2 separate regions of the Homo sapiens genome follow, and region 2 is linked to region 1. A link is a loop called in an ENCODE intact Hi-C map of the cell type or tissue named here. Cell type or tissue: ascending aorta. All regions are shown on one strand. Each heading gives the region's core, and the rest is flanking DNA. Links, peaks and the distances in the headings are about the cores only. Region 1 holds the start of LOC124902284 (a long non-coding RNA gene). Region 2 holds the start of PRRX2 (paired related homeobox 2).

Evidence for each region. Peaks named below come from ENCODE experiments on the same cell type or tissue, not always from the same donor. Only the 100,000 strongest peaks of a DNase experiment are listed, where the experiment ranks them.
Region 2: a loop joins it to region 1, with 2.7 times the contacts of the local background. A loop is called at or near these places in 17 of 110 quality-filtered maps.

The regions. Positions count from the first base shown.
Region 1 is chr9:129,721,717-129,733,968 of GRCh38, forward strand. LOC124902284 (a long non-coding RNA gene) reads right to left here and starts at 5,151. Exons shown (of 2, transcript XR_007061815.1): 1 at 5,033-5,151; 2 at 4,573-4,616. PRRX2 (paired related homeobox 2) reads left to right here. Exons shown (of 4, transcript NM_016307.4): 4 at 501-958. The coding sequence ends at 636. RefSeq lists an enhancer at 2,996-3,495 and a silencer at 5,035-5,228. In ascending aorta, for the core only: a CTCF peak has its summit at 5,056 (motif pointing right); DNase peaks (open chromatin) are centred at 3,007, 4,255, 4,335 and 5,065; H3K4me3 peaks cover 1,790 bases; H3K27ac peaks cover 4,562 bases.
Region 2 is chr9:129,658,990-129,671,367 of GRCh38, forward strand. PRRX2 (paired related homeobox 2) reads left to right here and starts at 6,658. Exons shown (of 4, transcript NM_016307.4): 1 at 6,658-7,137. The coding sequence starts at 6,879. RefSeq lists enhancers at 10,169-10,670, 10,671-11,170. In ascending aorta, for the core only: no CTCF peak of the experiment used is centred there; DNase peaks (open chromatin) are centred at 6,643 and 9,115; H3K4me3 peaks cover 3,943 bases; H3K27ac peaks cover 4,287 bases.

The sequences.
Region 1 (12,252 bases), core at 1,672-9,671:
TTACAAACGCCCGTCACCACGCCAAGCTAATTGTTTGTATTTTTAGTAGAGACAGGGTTTCAACATGTTGGCCAGGCTGGTCTCGAACTCCTGATCTCAGGTGATCCGTCCACTTCGGCCTCCCAAAGTGTTGGGATTACAGGCGTGAGCCACCACGCTTGGCCCCAAGGGGCATCCTTAAATCCAGGTGCCTGTTCATTCTGCCTCCATCCTGCTGAGAGCCAGGCCCAGGGTACGCATGGAGGGGGGCATGGACCAACCCAGGCCCTGCTGTCAGGAAGCTCATGGCTCATATGGAGGCTCCTGTGTCCCAGCACTGAGCTGGGGGGACTTCTGACTCCTGCCCAAACCCTACAGCTCCAAATCACCCCCAGTCCTGGGTGAAGGCTGCCCAGGAGAGCAAGCTAAGGAGGGGGGTGGCAGGACCAGAGGCTGGGGTCGAGCACTGATACCCAGAAGCCAACCGCACCCATGTGACCTGTGTCTCATGTCGCCCCCAGCACAGTGCCACCCTACAGCCCTGGGAGCTCAGGCCCCGCAACCCCAGGGGTCAACATGGCCAACAGCATCGCCAGCCTCCGTCTCAAGGCCAAGGAGTTCAGCCTGCACCACAGCCAGGTGCCTACGGTGAACTGAAGTCCAGTCCCACCAGGACCCAGACGCCTCCCTGGGTGGACAGCAATAGAAAAGGGGGCAGACGCCCAGGAAGTGACCTTCTCCTGGATGAGCTCTCCTGGCCCGTCTGTCCAGCCTGGACTCCCGAGCCCACGAGGCTGTTGAGGCCCCTGCAGCCGGGCCCAGCTCTTCTGTCCTTGGCCACCAGAGACTGCAGCCCACAACCCTTGGAGGGGTTGGGCCGGAAGGTGGAAGAGCCTGCCAAGGACCTCATTTAGTTTGTGTATTAAAACCAAAAAGCTTTTGTCTTTAAGAAATAAAACCATTTTTTTAAGCCCCAAAAGGTTGCAGGAAGGTGGGTAAGGGCCGCAAACAATGTTGGTGGCTGAGATGAGAGCTGGGACCCCACAGGGCTGGATGGCCTTCCTGGGCCCTTTTCTGGCCTGCAGCAGGCATGGAGACCGCCTCGGCCTGGCTCAGACCAGCAGCCATGGGAGGCCCACTGCCCTCATATCTGTACTGTTCCCGGGAATGAAGTCCTCTGTCACCCTGCAGGGCCCCCAGAAATGGGGGCTGGGGGGGTGGGAGAGGAGGACAGAAACCCACCCTAGACCCCATCTCCCATCTTGAGTCCCAAGGGGACACCCAGATGTTTGGGCAGAGCCTTGCTGTGTGAACCTGGGCAGGGATCGTCTCCCCATCCTATTGCGGGGCAGGATGGGTGATCATGGATTCCTAGACTGGCCAGAGGGTGTGTGGGACAGATGGAAGGACATTCAGTCCCTTGCTTCTGGGCACACAGAAGGCGTGGGATCTCTCCGGCCATTTAACCATGAAGGGGCTGAGGAAATGGCCCAGAAAACAGGTGCAGACTGTAGGTCCCGGCCAGGCTCCCAGGACAGCTGAGGCCAGCAGAAGACTCAAGTCCCTCAACCCACCCATTTGCAGCCAGTAACTGAGGGTGCCACCAGCCAGTGACACCACTTACGAGGGATCTGCAGAAAACAGGGGTGAGGGATGGTCTGAGGCCAGTCCCTCTACCTGTCCCCACGCCCACCAGGGAAGTCAGGAGAGCCTTTCTGCTCAAAGTCACCCCAGTCCAGCCCCCGGGAGGTAGGACAACACTCCCCCATCCCAGAGGGCACAAAGACGGTCAGCCCTGGGCAATGGTGGTGGGAACCCTGGCCCTTGGGGTGGCGGGGTGGCAGATGGCACAGCAAGGAATCTCGATGGAGTCAATGAGCTGGGCCAGTTCTCCAGTATCCCGCCCTGCCCATGCAGGGTCACCATGCCCCTAAAGTGCCAGCCATGGGGCTCCACACATGAGTAGTCTGCACGGGGACAACCTACTTTCTTTTTCTTTCTTTCTTTCTTTCTTTCTTTCTTTCTTTATCTATCTATTCTATTTTTTTGAGACGGAGTGTTGCTCTGTCGCACAGGCTAGAGTGCAGCAGCACGATCTCAGCTCACTGCAACCTCCGCCTCCAGGGGTTCAAGCAATTCTCCTGCCTCAGCCTCCCAAGTAGCTGGGATTACAGGCGTCCGCTGCTACGCCCAGCTAATTTTTTGTATTTTTAGTAGAGATGGGGTTTCGCCATGTTGGCCAGGCTGGTCTTGAACTCCTGACCTCAGGTGATCCACCCACCTCAGCCTCCAAAAGTACTAGGATTACAGGCGTGAGCCACTGTGCCTGGCCCCCACTTTAGTTAGAAGGTACAGCAGCTACACTTGTGAATAAAGTGAGGACCATCTCCCACCTGCCCCCAATACACCCCTGAATACTCTTCCCCATACTCCATCCGGATTTCCACCACAGAACGTGGCCCCTTCAGATGTGCAAACACACCTGGGGAAGAGTGACCGCCCGGTCGCTGTGTGACTTCTTCCTTCGGTGGCTGGACGGCTTCCTCCCTGGCCGCAGCAGGGCCTCTGACCAGCAGGAGAGCCTGGGGCACCAGTGGGGGCTGGGGTGGAGGGGAGGGGGAGTTCTGCTGAGGTCTACAGCTGCTCAGCCCCACCTGACTGTGAGGGCCAGGCCTGTGCCCTGGACTGGGGGAGGAGGGGGAGTCAGATTTGTGTTTTCTGGCTCAGTTTGGCCTCTGCCTCGGGTAAGTGCTTTCTGGACCTCCATTTGCCATTCTTGCACTGAGAAAATATTATGAAACGCAAGGTTCCTGGCCGCAGAGGCTGCGCCATGCTATGAGGAGGCAAAGACAAAGGAATAATTACAGCACCACTAAGGCTATGAGGGGGTGCTGCAGGGGCCCAGGGAGCACAGACGGGGCCCCAAACCTTGTTGAAGGCATCTGGGCAGGCTTCCTGGAGGAGGTATGCCTGAGAGGATGAAGAGTTCACCAAAGAGGGGGGAGGGGCAACGGTGTTTCTGGCTGAGGGGACTGCATGAGTGTAGCCCTGGGGCAGGCCAGAAGCTTCTCTTTGGGCCAGTGGGAGCTGTTCCCGGGCTGGATCTCCTGGTGCCGGGTGAAGGTGGAGAGGAACAGGAACTGGCTCAAACGAGGTTTGTGTGGCCGGGACTAGATGTTTGGATGTCACCCTGTCTGTGGGGAGCCATGGAGGGGATTTGCTTGGTGGAGGGACGTGCCCTGAGCCTCCATGAGGAAGAGGGACCGTGGGCTAAGAGTGAAGGAGACAGCCCCTTGCGGAGGCCAGGGCGGGTGTCCAGGTGGGAGGGGCTGTGGCCTGGGCCAGATGGGGACAGAGTTGGTGGAGCTGGGAGATGTTTCGGATGCAGCAAAAAAAAAAAAAAAAAAAAAAAAACAGGAATTGGTGACTTGGTGATGGGCTGGGGAGACTGGGAGCCTTCAAAGCCAGTTTGCAGACTGGGCACGTTGGCTCACGCCTGTAATCCCAGCACTTTGGGAGGCCGAGGCGGGCAGATCACTTGAGATCAGGAGTTCGAGATCAGCCTTGCCAACACGGTGAAACCCCGTCTCTACTAAAAATACAAAAATTAGCCAGGCGTGGTGGGGCACACCTGTAATCCCAGCTACTCGGGAGGCTGAGGCAGGAGAATCACTTGAACCCAGGAGGTGGAGGTTGCAGTGAGCCGAGATCAGGCCACTGTACTCCAGCCTGATAGAGTGAGATTCTGCCAAAAAAAAAAAGCTGGTTTGGGGTTAGACACACAGGAGTGACCAGGAAGAAGAGATCCTGGCCATGGGACTTGCCTGGTGGAAGCCTCTGGAAGATGCAGGCCTGTCCTCCCACCCAGACAAGAGCTGGGGTCCAACCTGGCTTGAGTGTCCTCCTAGGCACAAAGCTTGCTCCCTTTCCCCATCTGGGGGATCTGTGCCCGCATTTGGTCCAGAGCATGGGGGCCCAGAGCAGAGCACTCACGGGCAGCCGGGAAGAGCAGGCTGTTTTCCCCCAGGAAGCACTAACCTGGGAGCTCGTGAGTGGACAGACCCCCCAACCCAGGCCCCTGGCCAGTGCTCCAGGCCTGGTGCAGGCATCTCAGGCCTTTCTACTTTTCAACCCAAAGGGAGGGCACCCTGAAGAATCGCCAGGCTGAGGCTGCCTGTGCAGTGATGAGGTCACACCAGGTGGGGGCCTGGGAGGCCAGTCCCAGGAAGGCCAGCTTCAGAAAAAAACGGGGACCTTCCCACGGAGGTGCTGGCCTTGCCGTTGGACCATGAGGATGTTAATGTCACTTCCTCCGAACGCTCTAGAGAAAACAAACCAGCTTAATCGTTTACACATGCTGCTCCGGGAAGCTGAGGGAGGGGTCGAGGCAGCCCTCCCTATAAAAGAGAAAATATTCAAACACTGCTGTCGCTATTGTAGCCCTAATTGCAGGGCTGTGTGGGCAGCTTCCTGGGCACCCATCCCAGGGTATCATTTTTCCATGAGGACAAGGTACCTAAGGCCCTGCCCTGGGCTGAAGAACTTGCTGCCTTTGCCCATTTGGCCAAGTGAGCTTGAGTTTGGGAGAGGGCATTGCGTGTCTCTGCTTTTATTTTTTTTTATGTGAAATAAAAGAACTTGAGAGAGAAAGGGAGGGGGAAGGAGAGAGAGAGATTGAAGGAAAGACAGTCAGCTCTTGCAAAAACCCAAACCAGAGAAATAAAGACTAGAGTTTCTGGTCCTGTGACCCTGGACAAGGCACTTCTCGGGGACTTGGTTTCCTTGTCTGTAAAATGGGGATAATTACAGAACCCACTGCATAGGGTTGTTGGCACAAAGTTCCCGCCCATAAATGGGTGCCTCAGTGTTTACGGTGGAGGAGCACAGGGTGAGGGATGGAGTTTGAGAAAATATACGTACTCCCCTTCCTGGGGTGAAATGGCACTTTCTCTGTCCAGAGACCCGGCATACCCGGTCCAGAGGCTCTTCCCCCGTTCCTTTGATGTCCACTAGCCTTAGGAGCCCCAGCTGGGGACCCAAATCAACTTGGTACCTCCGGCTCCTGCACCTCTGCTTCTCGCCCCTGGGGGGCGCCGTGGGGCCGCTGCAGGGCCCTGGACTGGGTTCCCGCGATGTGGCCGCACACACCCCATCCTCTCCGCTCTCCTGGGAGATCTCCAGGGCTGGCAACGGGCTCCTGACCCAGCCTCCTCTGGAAAGACAAAGAAACAAGCAAATCCCAAACCACCAGCAGGGGTTACAGCGTTTACAGAAGCCTTAGGAAACAGGAACCAACAGCCGTGAAGATATTCACATGCTTTCCCCCAGCAAACCCGTCTCTAAGCTCTACTTTGAAAAATAATCAAAATCTCAAAATCGGGGGGCGGGGGAAGCAATGTGCACATCAGTGTTTATCACATATTTTATACGTGCAATGTAAAAAATCTGGAAAGACACAAGCCAAAATGTGAGTAGCTTAATTTTTTTTTTTTTTTTTTTTTTGAGACTGAGTCTCACTCTGTCACCCAGGCTGGAGTATGGCACAACCTCGGCTCACTGCAACCTCCACCTCCCTGGTTCAATTGGTTCTACTGCCACAGGCTCTCGAGTAGCTGGGACTACAGGCCTGCGCCACTATACCCAACTAACTTTTTGTATTTTTAGTAGAGACAGGGTTTCACCATGTTGGCCAGGCTCGTCTCAAACTCCTGACCTCAGGCAATCCACCTGCCCGGGCCTCCCAAAGTGCTGGGATTATAGGGCTGAGCCGCTCTGCCAGGCCAATTAGCTTAAATTTTATGGTGACTCACAATCCACGAGTCTCCATATTTTTAAAATAACTTTATAGAAAAAACAATCTTTAAAAAGAAAGCAGGCCAATGTAACAGCCTCGAGTACATAATAAGGTCTTCAAAGGTTAAAAAAAAATGTGCTTTTGGCTGGGACTGGTGGCTCACACCTGTAATCCCAACACTTTGGGAGGCCGAGGCGGGCGGATAACGAGGTCAGGATTTTGAGACCAGCCTGGCCAGCATGGTGAAACCTCGTCTCTACTAAAAATACAAAAATTAGCCAGGCGTGGTGGCGCACACCTGTAGTCCCAGCTACTCAGGAGGCTGAGGCAGGAGAATTGCTTGAATCCGGGAGGCGGAGGTTGCAGTGAACTGAGATCATGCCACTGTACTCCAGCCTGGGTGACAGAGTGAGACTCCGTCTCAAAAAAAAAAAAAGTGCTTTCTTCCCTGTGTTTTGTGTCCCCCTGGTGCCTCACACAGAGCTAGATGTGTCCTCTGGATACTTGCTGGTCAGTGGAGGTACTGGAAACAGTGTGTTTGAGAACATCTGTCTCCCAGGCTGGAGTGCAGTGGTGAGATCCTTGCTCACTATAACCTCAAACTCTTGGACTCAAGTGATTCTCCCGCTCTGGCCTCTCCAACTGCTGGGATTACAGGTGTGAGCCACTGCGTAATGGCTCTCCAAGAACTTCTTAATTCTTAGTTCACACCTTAGAAAAAGTGGGAATGGATTGAGCTTGGGATATAAGGCAGTCAGGAATGAGCACCTTGAAATCAGAAGGGGGACTCAAAAGAGAGACGGTGTGGCAGATACAATTCTAACATGGCCCTGCCAGCCGGGCGCAGTGGCTCACACCTGTAATCCCAGCACTTTGGGAGGCCGAGGCAGGCAGATCACCTGAGGTCAGGAGTTTGAGACCAGCCTGGCCAACATGGCATCTCTACTAAAAATACAAAAAATTAGCCGGGCACAGTGGCGCACACCTGTAATCTCAGCACTTTGGGAGGCCAAGGCAGGCAGATCACCTGAGGTCAGGAGTTTGAGATCAGCCTGGCCAACATGGCATCTCTACTAAAAATACAAAAAATTAGCCAGGCGTGGTGGCACACACCTGTAATCCCAGCTACTCGATAGGCTGAGGCAGAAGAATCGCTTGAACCCGGGAGGTGGAGGTTGCAGTGAGCCAAGATCACACCACTGAACTCCAGCCTGCACTGCAGAGCAAGACTCCGTCTCAAAAAAAAAAAAAAAAAAAAAAGATGGCCCTGTGATTCCCACCCCAGGTAGTCCCACCTTTGTGTAATCCCTTCTCCTTGAGCGGAAACTGTGGCTTGTTTCTGACAAATAGAGTGCGGCAAAGGTGAAAGGATTTTTCAGATGTAATTAAGGTCTCCACTCAGTTGACGCTGATGTAAGCAAAAGGAAGATTCTCCCTGGTGGGCCTGACCTAATCAGGCGAGCCTTTTGAAAGATCCAGGTTGTCCCTGAAAGAAGAGATTCCAAGCAGACAGCCACTTTCCTGCTGAGCTGGAAGACGCAAACAGCTATGCTGTGAAGTGCCTGCGGAGGGGGAGGCCGCCAGGAGCTGAGGGCTTCAGTTTCAGAACCACAAGGAGCCCAATTCTGCCTACAATTCAAACAAGCTTAGAAGAAGACACTGAGCTTCAAGTGAGACTCAGCCTGGATGACACCTCGATTGCAGCCCTGGGAGGTCCTGAGCACAGCACCAAGCTGAGCCTCGCCCAGACTCCTGACCTACAGGAACTGTATGATCGTAAGCGTGTATAGTTTTAAACTGGCAACTTGTTACACAGCCATAAAAAACTAACACAGGTGGGAATGAAGCTTGAAAGTTTACCTTGGCTGGTGCGGTAGCTCACACCTGTAATCCCAGCACTTTGGGAGGCCGAGACGGGAGTATCACCTGAGGGTCAGGAGTTGGAGACCAGCCTGGCCAATAAGGTGAAACCCCGTCTCTACTAAAAATACAAAAATTGGCCAGGCGTGGTGGTGCACACCTGTAATCCCAGCTTCTCCAGAGGCTGAGACAGGAGAATTGCTTGAACCCGGGGGGGCAGAGGTTATAGTGAGCCGAGATTGCCCCATTGCATTCTTGCCTGGGCGACAGAGCAAGACTCTGTCTCCCCCCCGCAAAAAAAAAAAAAAAAAAAAGAAAGAAAGAAAAGAAAGTTCACCTTGAGCTTGGCCTCCCTTGGCCCACGGGACACCCAGGGAACCCCCAGACCTGCCACAGAGCAGACTGGATGGTAGGCCCCTGCTCTAATTACCTGCCAGTCCACAGTAAACAGCCTCTTGTCTTATTTATCTCCTTCCTGGCCATTCTGCACAGTCAACAGGCCAGTTGTCTAAAACACAGCCTTGATCACGGATCATGTCTCTTCCCTGCCTAGAGCCTCCCTTGGCTCCCCAGGGCCCTTGCAGCAAAGATCAATCACCCAGGCCAGGTGTCTACAGTGCCACCATCCAACCTTAACCCCGCCTCGTCCCTACCCAGATTTTTTTTTTTTTTTGAGACAGAGTTTCGCTCTTGTCACCCAGGCTGGAGTGCAATGGCACAATCTCGGCTCACTGCAATCGCCACCTCCCAAGTTCAAGCGATTGTCCTGCCTCAGCCTCCTGAGTAGCTGGGACTACAGGCACCTGCCACCACGCCTGATTCATTTTGTATTTTTAGTAGGGACAAGGTTTCACCATGTTGGCCAGGCTGGTCACAAACTCCTGGCCTCAGGTGATCCGCCCGCCTCAGCCTCCCAAAGTGCTGGGATTACAGGCGTGAGCTGCTGCACCTGGCCAGATTCTTCAGACAATCCTAACAATTCGGTCCCCTCTTTCCATTGTATCCCTCCTCCCTGTCTCCCTGTAGCAACAGCTTCCCATCCAACCCCTTTGCCAGCAAAAATCCACTCCAATGAGGTTACAATGTAGTGTCACCTTTTAAATTTTTTTTTATTTATTATTATTATTATTTTGAGACATGGCCTCACTCTGTCACCCAGGCTGAAGTGCAGTGGCATGATCTGGGCTCACTGCAACCTCCGCCTCCTGCCTCAGCCTCGCAAGTACCTGGGACTACAGGCATGCGCCACCACACCCAGCTAATTTTTGTATTTATTTTTCGAGATGGGGTTTCACTATGTTGCCCAGTCTGGTTTCGAACTCCAGTCTCAAATGATCCACCCACCTGGGCCTCCCAAAGTGCTGGGATTACAGGCGTGAGCCACTGCGCCTGGCCAAGTTCAATTCTGGACAGTCAGCAAACATAATAAAAAATATATATAACTCCGTGTTATAATTTTATATTTGGAAAATGGAAAAAAAAAGCCCTAGTTTCATAATTCAAACTTCTAAAAGTGAAGCTACTCAAACTCTTCTTGGCTGGTGTAGATACTGAGGGGGCAGCCACCGTCAGCTGGGTGGCCTCAAACCTGCATCTCTAGGGACCATCACAATAACATCATCAAAAGGGGCTTAGAGGTGGAGAAACACTGCCTACCTCCCAGGCTCACTCTCTCTTTTAGATATATATATCCACATATATCCATATGACATTATATATGTTTAACATGCATAGTAAAAGAATCTGGAAAGTCATAAACGATAATGTGACCAGTGACTTTTTACAGGGAGGTGGGATTCTGGGTGGTCCCTATTCTTTATATATATACTTGTAAATTTCTCTACTTAGGTACTAAAAATTGACAACACTCTAAAAAATCCTGTCCAAATTGGAACCATCTTTTTGGAGGACAATATGTACTACACGTCCCAAACAGACATGCCTTTTTGACCCAGCAGTTTTACTTCTAGAAACATATTTTAGGAGGGGCACAGTGGCTCACGCCTGTAATCCCAGCACTTTGGGAGGCTGAGGCAGTAGGATCGCTTGTGTCCAGGAGTTTGAGACCAGCCTGGGCAACATAGCGAGACCTTGTCTCTACAAAAAAGTCAAAAAATTGGCCAAGTGTGGTGGTGCATGCCTGTGGTCCCAGTTATTTGGGAGGCTGAGGTGGAAGGATCACTTGAGCCCAGGAGGTCAAGGCTGCAGTGAGCTATGATTGTGCCACTGCACTATAGCCTGGATGACAGAGCAAGACCCTGTCTTGGAAAGAAAGAAAGAAGAAAGAAAAGAAAAGAAAGGAAGGGAGGGAGGGAAAGAAGGAAAGAAAGAAAAGAAAAGAAAAGAAAAGAAAAGAGAGACGGGGAGGGAGGGAGGGAAGGGAGGAAGGAAAGAAAAGGAAGGAAGGAAGGGAGAGAAAGAAACATACTTTAACGAAATGGCTGTGAGGTAGGAGGTGGGACTCAACTCTGGAGGTGGGGCTCAGACACCGGACCAATTGAGGACTAGCCAAAACAGGGACGGGGGCAGAAGCAGCTTTCCATACCACAGATCACCAGTGTGCCATGTCAGTTTACTATCGCCATGGCAACACCCAGGAGTTACCCCCCATTTCCATGGCAATGACCCAACAACCCAAAAGTGACTACCCCTTCCCTAGAAATTTCTGCATAAACTGCCCCTTAATCTACATTAATTAAAATATAATTAAAAGTAGGTATAAATATGTCCGCAAAACTGCCCTGAGCTGCCCCTCTCTACCTGTGGGGGTAGCCCTGTTCTGCAGGAGCAGTCACGGAGCTGTGACACCGTTGCTTCAATAAAGCTGTTTTCTTCTGCTCTACCATGGCTTGCCCTTGAATTATTTCCTGGGCAAAGCCAAGAACCATCACGGGCTAAGCCTTGCTTTGAGGCTCGCCTGTCCTGCATCCGCTGTGCACAGAGATTGATGTACGAAGACGCCCATTGAAAGCATGGCATGTGCTCATGCACCCTGATGAATCAATTATCCAACAACGAGGGCTGATTAAATAAATGATGAGGGTCTCCAGGATGATGATGTACCGTGCAAGGGCACTGTCACAGTTCATGCCACTGACCACCGAGACCCCTAGGAGTACATGCAGATGTATGATCAAAGGAAATTCTCAAGCGATGATAAAAAAAGCAAGTCTTAGGTGTCTCTTCAAGGCTGTGAGCCCCGAGCACAGACAGCACTCACCGCTGTGACACACTGGCGTCTCCCCGATGCTGAGAAGCCCTCTGTAAATATCTTTTGCTGTGGAATTCCATCCTGAATATAGTCTTCAATTTGGTCCGGTGGGGGAAAAAACAACCTGAACCTCCCTGTGGCCCTCTGCTTGTATCCACACACACGTGCATGTACACACTCATCATTCACATCCGTTTCTTCACTTAACATATCTTCCCCAGGAGCCGGGGACACAGGCACGGCAGAGAACGGCACAGACCGAAATCCCGGTGCCCCTCAAGTGCACATCCTAGGGGGACACGGGCAATGAGATAAAGACACAGAAGGTAAAGGGGGTCTGCACACTGACGACCTCGAGGTACCTTGCTGGCCTCTTGAGAACTTGGCCTTCCTCCAAGCAGGATCAAAGCCACCTGAGGGCTTCGCACACAGGGGTGATGGGGGCCTCTGACTCTGGGTGGGGAGTGACCGTAAGGGCCCAGGGTAGACTCAGGGATCCAGTCGGGAGGTACTGCAGTGACCCAGGGCCTCACTGCAAGGCGCTTGAACAGGAGTCCCAGAGCGCCCGGAGCCCGGCCTGGGTCAGCCTCCGCATGGTGATTCCTGGAGGGGTTGATGTTTCTCTTGTGAGCTCTTGTGAGCTTTCCTGTAGTTTCTAAACCTGTGACATCGACCATTACTTGCAAGTACATATAATTAACAAGTTCAGAAACTTAAACAAGCCTTTCTTTAAGACAGAGTCTCGCTCTGTCACCCAGGCTGGAGTGCCGTGGTGCGATCTCGGCTCACTTCAACCTCCGCCTCCCGGGTTCAAGCGATTCTCCTGCCTCAGCCTCCTGAGTTGCTGGGATTACAGGCACCCGCCCACCACGCCCAGCTAATTTTTGTTATTTTTAGTAGAGCTGAGGTTTCACCATGTTTGCCAGGATGGTCTCGATCTCCAGACCTCATGATCCGCCCACCTCACCCTCCTAAAGTGCTGGGATTACAGGCGTGAGCCACTGCACACGACCTAATCTTTGTATTTTTAATAGAGATGGAGTTTTGCCATGTTGGCCAGGCTGGACTCGAACTCCTGGTCTCAAATGATCAGCCTGGCTGGGCCTCCCAAAGTGCTGGGGTTGATTTACAGGAGTAAGCCACTGCACCCAGCCTAAAAACATAAACAAGTTTTAATTCAAGCGATGCCTCTCCTGGGAAGCCTGCCTGGATTCTTACCAGCCCCAACAGATAATCCCTCTTTGGACTGCCTTGAATTAGAAACAGTGCAACCTTCCAGCCTGGCCTGCCTGGAAACCTGTTCCCAACCGCAGCATCCTCCCAGGATACACACACAGAGGCCCAGGAATCCCCTCAATCCTGTGGATTCTGCCTTCCCAGGGGGTCCCCAGGTTCGATCCCTGCCTCG
Region 2 (12,378 bases), core at 1,684-9,683, 63 kb before region 1:
AAATTAGCCAGGCATGGTGGCGCACACCTGTAATCCCAGCTACTGAGGAGGCTGAGGCACAAGAATCGCGCGAACCCAGGAGGTGGAGGTTACAGTGAGCTGAGATGGTGCCACTGCACTCCAGCCTGGGCAACAGAGTGCTCGCTCTGTCTCAAAAATAAATAAATAAATAAATAAAACACAAATTGATTATCTTAGCTTTCTTGGAGTCAGAAGTCCCGGGCTACAATCCAGGGGCTGGCGGGGCTGTATTTCCTTCTGGATTCTGTTTCCTGCTTTTTCCAGCTCCTGGAGGCTACCTGCGTTCCTTGGCTTGTGGCTGCCTTCCTCCATCTTCAAAGCCAGCAACAGCCAATAGAGTCTTTCTCACATCACATCACTCCGACAGCAACTCTGCTGCCTCCCTTTTCCACTTGTGATTACTATATGGGGCCCAGCCAGATAATCCAGAACAATTCTCCAGTGTTAAAGTCAGCCGATAGGCAGGCTTAATTCCATCTGTTACCTTAATTCCCCTTTAACACATTCATGGGTCCCAGGGATTATGATATAAACACCTTTGGAAGGTCATTATTTGCCCACCACAGCCTATTCTAGGTATTTATTCTTTGTGTGTGTGTGTGTGTGTGTGTGTGTGTGTGTGTGTGTGTGTGTGTGTGTGTGATGGAGTCTCGCTCTGTTGCCCAGGCTGGAGCGCAGTGGCGCGACCTCGATTCACTGCACACTCCGCCTCCCGGGTTCACGCCATTCTCCTGGCTCAGCCTCCCAAGTAGCTGGGACTACAGGCGCCCGCCACCACGCCCGGCTAATTTTTTTGTATTTTTAGTAGAGACGGGGTTTCACCGTGTTAGCCAGGATGGTCTCGATCTCCTGACCTTGTGATCTGCCCGCCTCGGCCTCGCAAAGTGCTGGGATTACAGGCGTGAGCCACCGCGCCCGGCCATTCTAGGTATTTATTCTTAAGAAAATAACGGTGTGGCCAGGCGCGGTGGCTCACGCCTATAATCCCAGCACTTTGGGAAGCCAAGGTGGGCGGATCACCTGAGGTCAGGAGTTCCAGACCAGCCTGACCAACATGGAGAAACGCCGTCTCTACTAAAAAGTACAAAAATTAGCTGGGTGTGGTGCTGTATGCCCGTAATCTCAGCTACTCCGGAGGCTGTGGCAGGAGAATCGCTTGAACCTGGGAGGCAGATGTTGCAGTAAGCCGAGATTGTGCCATTGCACTCCAGCCTGGATGACAGAGACAGAGTGAGACCCCCTGTTCAAAAAAAACAAAAACAAACAAACAAAAAAAAAAAACAAAGAAAGAAAGAAAGAAAAGGAAAGGAAAAAGCAAATGGGGAAACTGAAGCCTAAAGAGTTTAGGAGCCTTAACGAAAGCCCATAGTGGCCGGGCGTAGTGGTTCACACCTGTAATTCCAGCACTTTGGGAAGACGAGGTGGGCGGATCACCTGAGGTCAGGAGTTCAAGACCAACCTGACCAACATGGAGAAACCCCATCTCTACTAAAAAATACAAAAATTAGCTGGGCATGGTGGTATATGCCCGTAATCTCAGCTACTCGGGAGGCTGAGGCAAGAGAATCACTTGAACCTGGGAGGCAGAGGTTGTGGTGAGCCGAGATTACGCCATTGCACTCCAGCCTGGGCAACAAGAGCAAAACTCCATCTCAAAAAAAAAAGGAAAAAGTCTTGAACGCCTCGTGTGTGTGTTAAGGCCTTTTAGGAATGGGTTATAGGTGATTTTTATTCTCTTAATTCTAATGATGCTTTCTAAAATCTCAACCATAACATATTACTTTTGCAATAAGAAAAGTTACCTTTTCATTTTTAACATGTGAGCTTTTGAGACTGGGGCAAATATGAGTTTTCACTGAAGGTCAGACCTAGAACTTAGCCTCAAATGGAACCACCAGTGAATAATCAGCTCCTTCTCCGCGAATCCCATCTGGTGAGCAGGGGCCCTCTTTCTTTCCCTTCCCTTTCTCCCTGGCTGGCTGCAGTGCCCGGCTCAGTAACCACAAGTTGATCTGAGAGGTTCTGAATGGGAATCCTATTTGCCCTCCATTTCCTCTTCTGGGTTAGCCTCTCAGATTTATCAAAATCATCATGAAATGATTTATTTTTAGCCATATCCCTTTGGGGTGATGAGTCCCTGAGTTCTGCCCTCCTGGGATTCCCTGGAGTTTCCTTGGGTGTATTCCCAGGCTGGATCAGAGCTGACGCTCATGCTCAGCAGGTTATAAAACAGGAGGTAAACATACTTCCACTTTTATAACATAGGACTATAGTATACAATCCTAAACATAAAACTATATGTAGGACTGTATATTATAGAACTTTCTTCATCTCTCTAGATATATAGAGATAAGCTACAAAGATATATTCGAATTATTTTTAGTTCATCCCTTTTTCTTGTCTTATTGCTTTCTTGTCTTATTGCACAGTGCAGCAGTCTATGCCCTTTGCCCCACCCTTCCATCCCTGCCCCAACCCCAGCCCTTATCCCCAGGCTGGGCAAGGGAATAGGCAGCAACAATAATGATGGTAAATCCACAAGAACCCTTTGGATTGGCTCCTCTACTATTCCTATTTTACAGACGATGGGACAGACTCAGGGAGGATGGGCAAGTGACATATTCAAGGCCACGCAGCCAGTAAATGGCAGTGGGTAGATTCATACCCATGTCCCTCAGCTGCACAGTCCGAGTTCACCATCCTTGCCCTGTCTACTTCTCAGAACATATGTTTATTTTATTTGTTTTATGTATTTATGTATTTATTTATTTTTTGAGACAGAGTTTCACTCTTGTTGCCCAGGCTGCAGTGCAATGGCGAGATCTTGGATCACTGCAACCTCTGCCTCCCGGGTTCAAGCAATTCTCCTGCCTCAGCCTCCTGGGTAGCTGGGATTACAGGTGCCCGCCACCACACCCAGCTAATTTTTTGTATTTTTAGTAGAGATGGGGTTTCACCATGTTGGCCAGGCTGGTCTCAAACTCCTGACCTCAGGTGATCTGCCCGCCTCAGCCTCCCAAAGTGCTGGGATTACAGGCATGAGCCACTGCGCCCAGCCAGATATTTAAAAAATAATCATTGTTAACATGTATTAAATGCTCACTAGGTACCAGGTGTCCTTTATTTATACATTGGTTTATTTAATCCTCCTAACAGCTCATTTTCTTTTTCTTTTTCTTTCTTTCTTTTTTTTTTTTTTTTTGAGATAGGGTCTCTTTATCTGCTGACCTTCCCTCCACTATTGTCCTATGACCCTGCCAAATCCCCCCCTGCGAGAAACACCCAAGAATGATCAATAAATACTAAAAATAAATAAATAAATAAATAAAATTAAATTAAAAAAAAAAGAGAGATAGGGTCTCACTCTGCTGCCCAGGCTGGAGTGCAGCGGTGCCATCACAGCTCACTGTAGCTCAACCTCCCAGGCTCAAGCAATCCTCCGATCTCAGCCTCCAAGTAGCTGGGGACTATAGGCATGCATTGCCACACCAGCTACTTTTTTTTTCTAGAGATGAGGTCTCACTATGTTGCCCAGGCTGGTCTTGTACTTCTGGGCTCAAAAGATCCTCCTACCTCAGCCTCCCAAAGTGCTGGGATTACAGGCCTGAGCCACCACACCCAGTCAGCTCATTTTACATTTAAGGCCCCCAAGAGAAAGAGGCTAAATAGATTGCTCAAAGCTCAGGCAAGGTCTTGATCTGCACCCAGGAGGCTGGTGCCAGACAGCCATCATGCTACAGAGATGGAGTTACCTCTCAACATGTGTAGGATGAGTAATTGCAGGAGTGAGTGGAAGAAGCCACTGTGGCCACTGGCCATGCCGAGAGATCGGAACACTGCGCTTCCCAGCTCTGGGCCTCGCATTGCTGATCTGTAAAACAAAAGGGCTTAAACCAAACAATTTCCATGGTTCTCCCAGCTCCAGAAGAGCTTTCACCTTTTTTTGGCCTCAGTTTTCCCATCTGTCTTCCAAGGGAATGATCTAGATGATCCCTCAGGCCCTTTGACTGCACAGGCCAATGTCAACAGTACCCTCTGTGTGTTCCAGGCCATGGGCCCAGAAGTTCACCTACTATGGAGTCCCCATTGTGCCCAGGAGACAGGCTCTTCATTAGGCGCCTTCCACTGTCAGGGAGCTGGGGCTTGGAGAGGGGAGGTGCTGATTTTTTTTTTGAGATGGAATTTTGCTCCTGTTGCCCAGGCTGGAGCACAGTGGCGCGATCTCGGCTCACTGAAACCTCCTCCCAGGTTCAAGCGATTCTCCTGCCTCAGCCTCCCGAGTAGCTGGGATTACAAGTGCATGCCACCATGCCCAGGTAATTTTTGTATTTTTAGTAGAGATGGGGTTTTGCCATGTTGGCCAGGCTGGTCTCAAATTCCTGACCTCAGGTGATCCACCTACCTCGGCCTCCCAAAGTGCTGGGCTTACAGACGTGAGCCACCACGCCCGGCCAAGGTGCTGAATTTGAGGCCACATGGCAGTAGGGGCATAGCTGGGGCTGGAACCCTGTCTCCAACACAAAACTGTTCTGCCTCTGGGATGAAGCCTCTACTCAGTGGGCTGTGCTTTTCCTGGGTAAGACCCCTCCACTCTGAGGGTTTTGCTGGGTGCAGGGGCAGGGTCCTCCCAGACATCCTGAGCCCAGTAGTGGCCCTACCCTGCTCGGTTCCTCAGAAAGTGGTTCAGCCACACACACTGTGGGCAGCACTGGGTATGCCCTGGTGCCCAGACTGGGCTCCTCCCAGCCGCCTAGGATGAGGGAGACTGGCGCCTCTTTGCTGGCCTTTCTTGCTGGACACTCCTTGGAGCAGAGGTCCAAGGACGGAGAACCCCGTCATCTCCAAACCCTCCCTACCCATGTGTGCACCTGCACGGATTGCTGTGGCTAAAGACACTTCAGGGACACTCGGCCTCATTTTTTAAATTATTATTTCTTATTTAATTTAATTTATATATATTTTTTGAGATGGAGTTTCACTCTTGTTGCCCAGGCTGGAGTGCAATGGCGTGATTTCGGCTCACTGCAACCTCCGCCTCCCAGGTTCCAGCTATTCTCCTGCCTCAACCTCCCCAGTAGCTGGGATTACAGGCGCCTGCCACCATGCCCAGCTAATTTTTTTTATTATTATTATTTTTAGTAGAGACAGGGTTTCACCATGTTAGCCAGGCTGGTCTCGAACTCCTGACCTCAGGTGATCCACCCACCTCAGCCTTCCACAGTGCTGGGATTACAGGCGTGAGCCACTGTGCCCGGCCTACTCGGCCTCATTTTGAAGTCGATTCCTTTCCAGCGCGGGAGGGGGTGGGGGCGGACACAAACAACACACGCTGTGAGGATTAATGTATTATAATGTATTGCTAGGCTTTCCTTAAAAATAGTGTTCCCGGCTGGGTGCGGTGGCTCACGCCTGTAATCCCAGCACTGTGGGAGGCCGAGGCAGGTGGATCACCTGAGGTCAGACGCTGGAAACCAGACTGGCCAACATGGTGAAACCCCTCCTCTACTAAAAATACAAAAATTACCCGGGCATGGTGATGCACACCTGTAATCCCAGCTACTCGAGAGGCTGAGGCAGGAGAAGCGCTTGAAGTCAGGAGGCGGAGGTTGCAGCGAGCCGAGATCACGACACTGCACTCCAGCCTGGGCGACAGAGCCAGACTCTTGTCTCAAAAAAATAAAAATAAATAATAATAATAAATAATAAATAAAAATAATGGTCCGCAGGCTTTCAGGGATGTGTGCGGGCCGGTTTTCCATATGGGAACAGGGAAAGGATGTGCTGAAGGCTTCCTCCGGTAGGCGACTTTGGCTGATGTGACTTTATGCCTCGTAGTGAGGGCAGGGCGACAGAGGGACGGGCCGGTGAGCGGCTGTCCTGGAGAAAGAGCAGTGGCATCCGGGGGGCTTAGGGTCTCAGGTCTGCTCACTCCGCACATCTTTTCTGTGCTTTCATTGAAAAACAAAACTGAAACAAGAGCGGACACCTAAGTCTGCCTCTCTCTTTCCTGTCACCCGTCTCAGGCTGGCTGTCCTCTGTGTGTGCGCCAGGAATTCTGCAACGAAGCGCCTGCCTCTCCGCTTGGTTTTCCTTGGGGAAGGGCCTGGGGCCTCCTGGGGGGTGGGCACCGGGTGTGTGGGTGTGTGTGGGGGACCTGGCAGGGAGCAGCGGGGGAGAGGCGGGGTGGGGGGTCGCGTACACCCCAGGAGCCTGAGGATGCGCTGCCTGCTGGGAGAGACAGCCTTGGGGCGGGTGGTGTGCACAGAGCTCTGTCGGCCAGCGCGGGCGGGCGGGGCCGTTGTTGGGGGCGCTGAGGCGAGTGAGGCTGGAGCTGGGAGTGGGGGGCTCGTCGCCTTCGTCTCTGGGCCGCCCCCTCCACCTGCGGAGGCGATTGTAAAGGGAAGGGGGGAATCCCTCTGCCATCACCTCCCAGATACTTGGGGGATGGAAAACGACAAAACACGGAACCTCCCACTCCCTAAAAAGTGGGTGGGGAGGGTGAAGGGAGGACACCCCTTCCCCGCCCCCAGCGCCAGCAGCCGGGGTGGGGGCGGGCGAGGCGCGCGGGGAGGAGAGGGCGGAGGAGAGGACGGGGGGCGAGGTTTGCTTCAAGAAGGGGCGTGTGGCCGGCGCAGCGCGTGCACCAGCGGCTCCGGAGCGAGCGGCCGTGGCTGAGAAGGGGAGGGCGGAAAGTTTGTTTCCCCGACGTCAGCGCCGGGCGGGCCGCGAGGCTAGGAGGCGGCGGGAGCTGGGCAGAGCGCGGGGCGGCCGGGGCTCTCGCTCCGACCCGCGCCCGCGACCCTTCCTGGGACCCGAGCCCGAGACCCCCGCCGGCCCCCCCGGGGCCGCTCGCGGGCATGGACAGCGCGGCCGCCGCCTTCGCCCTGGACAAGCCGGCGCTGGGCCCGGGGCCGCCGCCGCCTCCACCCGCGCTGGGGCCCGGCGACTGCGCCCAGGCGCGCAAGAACTTCTCGGTGAGCCACCTCCTGGACCTGGAAGAGGTGGCGGCGGCCGGGCGGCTGGCGGCGCGCCCCGGGGCCAGGGCCGAGGCGCGGGAGGGCGCAGCACGGGAGCCGTCCGGGGGCAGCAGCGGCAGCGAGGCGGCGCCGCAGGATGGTGAGTACGGCCGGCCAGGGACGGGGGTGGCGGGGCCGGGGCCGGGGCCGGGGCCGGGGCGCGGGGTCCGGGGAGCCGGCGCGGGGCGGGCGAAGATGCAGGGCGCGTGGTCGGCGGCAGGACTTCTGGGGGCGCGTGTAAGTGACGGTGGACGGCGGTTGACCAGCACTCTGGGCTGGGGGAGGGGGACCCTCTTCGGGTCTTGGGGTGCGTCCCCACGGGGAAGTGCGCTGCCTTCGCTCCCCAGTATTCGGCTCCCGAACAGCCTGGGAAGTGGGTGTGGCTGCTGCCGGGTTACAACTGGGGAAACAGAGACCTGAGTCGGGCAAAGCCGCTGAGCTGCACGTTGGGGTTTCAAACCCGCCCCCTCCCGCACGAGCTAGCGCCGCCCCAGCTCCTCCTCGGTCTTAAGTTGGGCTCTTTGGGGGGCGAGGGTGCCTGCCCACCCCCCCCCACCCTCCAGTTTGCCCCGGGAGCAGCTGCCTCGGTGGAACGGCCCAGCCAGGCCTCTCTTCCCCGGCAGAGGTCAAAGGTCATCAGGAAGGGGCTTTAAAAACAAACAACCCACCCAAGTGGCCTTTTTCAAAAAGTGACACAGGATGGCAGGGTCCTGAGCCCTTGGTAAGAAGGGGAGGGACGGGGAGAAGATGGAGAAAAAGCAAAGGCCCCAGCCCCGGACGGTTCAGTGGGGGAGGGGAGGACCGGAGTCCTCGCGGCTCAGCACACACTAAGGATGGGGGCCCGGTGATCTGAAACCAGGCCCCTGTCCCCTAGCTCTGGGGATGGGCCGGCCTGCTGGGGGCTCTGGGCCCCTGAAGTGTGCCCGCCTGACTCCAGCAGCCCTCCCACCCGCCCCGGGGGACCCTGTTCCCGGCACCAGCCTCCAGGTCTCAGGGTGCCCAGGCTGGTGGCTGCGTTCCTTGGCTTTTCAGAGACAGGAGGTGCAGGGAAAACAGAGGTGGCTGCAGCCTAGTCTGAATCCATGTGCGTCCACGAGGACGCCTGCGACACGCCTGCCTTTCACGGGGCACCTTCTGCCAGCCTGTGGCTGAGATGAAGCCACTGGCTCCCTCATGGCAGCGGCCACCACTCACTGGCCACAGTGGACTGGCCACTGGCTGCACCCTCCGGGGTGAGTGTGAAGCCAGCAGACCTCCCAGGAGTTGGGGTTTAGCTCCTCAGTAGAAAAGGGGAGGGAGATGTCCACTCTGGCCCGGAGGAAAGCAGGTGCCCTCTGGTTTGTGCTGGGGGAATGCCCTGCCGGCCCAAGGTCATTTGAGGACCTCAGCGGCTCTGAGCCGGTCCCCCAACCCCAGGACAGAGGAGAGGTCCCGGTTTACCCTGATGAAGGGAGACTCCAGGGGTTGGGAAGAGAAGGAGGAACAACTTGAAGGTGAAGGGAAAGAAGGAAAGGAGAAGGCAAGGAAAGGAGAGAGAGAGGGAGGAGAGACAGAGGAAGAGGAAGGAAGGGAGAGGAGAGAGGGGTGAGGAGGGAAGGAAGGGGGCCAGGGTGTCTCGTACTCCAGTCCTGGCCAGGGGACGGCCTGCCCATTTCTGACCTACCCCTGCTGTGGGGACAGCCAGGGAAGGCCGTGCTTCTCCCGGACACGGTGTTGGAGGTCTCTGGTGGCGGGTTTCCCCGGGGATCCCAGAACAGCTAGTGTCAGCTGGGGATGTGGGCGCCTAGACAAGGCCCTTGGCAGCCTCCAGGCAGCTGGGTGTGCAGTGGGTCTCCCCAGCAGCTCCCTGGGGCTAGCCACCCTCCTGGAGAGCCCATGAGGCCTCCAGGCCTTCTCCTAAGAAGGGGCATTGGCACACTGGGAGTACCCAGGCATGCTTGGGACACACTGGGTGTGGGATCAGGTGGGGTGGGGTCTGGGCCAGGCTCCAGGAGGCGCTCGTGGGCTGGTCCGTCTTGGAAGCTGCCTAGCTCTGCCCTGAGGACGATGGAGCCCTGGCAGGGAGAGTCCCTGGGCTCCGCCCGGGGTGTGGCCCGGATCTGGGTCTACAGGCAGAAGGTGGAGAGAGGGGACTGCAGGGCAGGCGCCAGTTTCCAACTCATCCATCTGGGTCAGGCGGCCCCACCACTGCCACTTGCTGTGGACTCCCAAGTCCTGAAGGCTCCAAAGGTGGGGGAGATGGGATCCTTCTTTCCCCATCATCGACCCTTTGAAAGTGGGCAGCCAAACCTTGCTGGGCTTGCCGGGACTGCAGACCCCAGGCCAGTGGGCTGAGTCTTGGGTTGCGGCATCATCCTCCAGTCCTGGACATACAGGAGCCCGGTCCCCTCACCACGGATCCAGACATGCTTGGAGGTGGGTTTTCCTGTGGCTCTTGGAGTTGTTTTCAGGTCCAAAGAAAGATGGTCTGGCCGGGGGCGGTGGCTCACACCTGTAACCCCAGTGCTTTGGGAGGCTGAGGTGGTTGGATCACTAGAGGTCAGGAGTTTGAGACAAGTCTGGCTAACATGGTGAAACCCCATCTCTACTAAAAATACAAAATTAGCCGGGTGTGGTGGTGCATGCCTGTAATCTCAGCTACTGGAGAAGCTGAGACAGGAGAATCCCTTGAACCCGGGAGGCGGAGGTTGCAGTGAGCCAAGATTGCACCACTGCACACTCCAGCCTGGGCAACAGAATGAGACTCCATCTCAAAAAAAAAAAAAAAAAAAAGAAAGAAAGAAAAGAAAAGAAAGAGATGGCACCAAAGAGGGAGTGCCCCCATTAGAAAAATAAGGGTTAGCCAGGTGCAGTGGCTCACACCTGTAATCCCAGCACTTTGGGAGGCTGAGGCAGTTGGATCACAAGGTCAGGAGTTCAAGACCAGCCTGGCCAAGATAGTGAAACTGCATCTCTACTAAAACTACACAAATTAGTCAGGTGTGGTGACAGACGCCTATAATCCCAGCTACTCGGGAGGCTGAGGCAGGAGAAAAAAAAAAGAAAGAAAGAAAGAAAAATAAGGGTTAATGGGGGACACCAATGAGTTAGGAATTAATACGTCTTCAATCTGCTGGGATAGCAGGCTCAAACTTTTTTTAATTTAAAAATTTTTGTTTGCACAAAGCCACCAGTAGATAAAGCCCGCTACTGCCAATGACTTTCTAAGACCAGGCTCCCTCCAGAAATGGCCGGGAAGACCGTGGCTTCGCCAGTGACTCAGAACAAACCAGGGTCGCGGGTTCCTTCCTCGCCAGTCAAACGCTGAGGGCTGCACCAGGCACGTTAGGAAAACAAACCCTGGTTTGCTGCCTTTGCAATGACTTACAACAAAAGAAACCACATTAATAACTGAGATTTTCTCTAAAGCATTCCCTCCTGTGGGCAGAGTGGAAACGGGGACGTGGACACACTGGGAAAATAAACAAAGCCCCTAGAGCCAGGCAGGGGTGAGGCCTCTGGCCAGGGAAGGCTGGGCGGCCAGTGCTCAGGGCTGGTACCTGCTTTGGAAAACCCCAGGATTCACTGCAGGAGAAACCTTGGGATCCCACGTGGATTCATTTTCCAGAGATTTCGGAAGATGAAGTGCTTGCATCTAAGGCACGGGGCAAGGCAGGGTGAGGTGGGAGCCCTCGAGGGGCTGTCGGTGCATCTGTTCATAGGGGTGGGTCTGGTTTGTGGTGGGGGTCCCCAGGGCTCAGCTCAGGGCCTGAGTTAAGAGACTGAGTTAAGAGACTGGCAGACCTACCTTCAATTATTTTTTATTGCGATAAAAGATGCCTAACATCAGATTGACCATTTTCACCATTTACAAGAATGCTGTCCGGTGGCATTAAGTCCGTTCACATTGTCGTGCAGTCGCCACCACCATCCATCTCCAGAACTTTCTCATCTTCCCAAACTGAAACCGCACCCCCTTGAACATGCATTCCCCCTCCCCCAGCCCCTGGCACCCAGCAGTCTGCTTCCTGTCTCTGTGGATTTGACTACCCTAGGGATCTCGTATGTAAGTGGAATCCTACAGTATTTGCCGTTCTGTGACCGTCTTATTTCACTTAATGTGACGTCTACAGGGCTCACCCGTGTAGCATGCGTCAGAGTCTCCTTCCTTCTGAAGGCCGAATCACATTCCACTGTACGGATGGACCACATTGTATCCGTTCACCCATCTACAGACACGTGGGTTGTTCCCATCTACTGTGAACAGCACCGCTGTGGACGTGGATGTATACAAGTCCCTGCTTTTAATGATTTGGGATATCTAGTCAGTGTTGGAATGGCTGCATTCTATGGTAGTTCTACCTTTAATTTTTTTATTTTTTAGTTTTTCACGGAGTCTTGCTCCATTGACCGGGTTGGAGTACAGTGGTGTGATCTCCGCTCACTGCAACCTCCGCCTCCTGGGTTCAGGTGATTCTCCTGCCTCAGCCTCCCGAGTAGCTAGGATTACAGGTGCGTGCCACCATACCTGGCTAATTTTTGTATTTTTAGTAGAGACAGGGTCTTGCCTTGTTGGCCAGGCTGGTCTTGAACTCCTGACCTCAGGTGATCCACCCGTCTCAGCCTCCCAAAGTGCTGGGATTACAGGTCTGAGCCACCGTGCCCGGCCCTACCTTTAAATGTGTTAAGGGTCCATAATACTGTTTTCCACGGCTAACTTCGGTTTTTAACCGGCCTCCCTGTAACTGATGCTGAAACAGGGCATCATCACAAGACCAGAGCCAGGCTTTGGAGGAAGAGACAAAGGGGTCCCTTCAGAGCCCAGCCTTTGAAAGGCAGCTTGCGTTCCTTCCCCTCCCCTCTCCCCTTCCTTCCCCTTTCTCTATTTCCTGGGACAAGGGGAGTCATGCAGTCAGTGAGCATTCTTTGGGGTGCTGGGATGCTCCAGTTGGGGTCCTTGCTTTTGCCTTCCTCTCCGTGTGTGACCTTGGGGGTGTCATGTCACCTCTCTGTGCCTCGTTCACCACCTGAACAGTGGGAGATGGCGTACAAGGGTTGGGAGGCCCTCCCGACTGAGATGATTTGACTCAGGCTTAGGAACCCCATGATGGGCGTGTCTCCCTGGGATGTGGGGTCTCTGAGCCTGGGTCTGAGCTGGGCCTGGTGCCTGGACCCTCAGATGATCATGTCTCAGCAGGAGCCGGGGAGCAGGGAGGGAGGAGGAGTGAGTGAGAGGCTGAGTGCCCAGGGGGCCTTCCGTTTGGGAACTGCTGGGCCTCCCAGCGTGGCTAGGGCGGGACAGTGGCCTGCATCTCGGCCTTCTTTTCGCCAGGGAGGGTTGGTTCATTATTTGTGGTTCCAG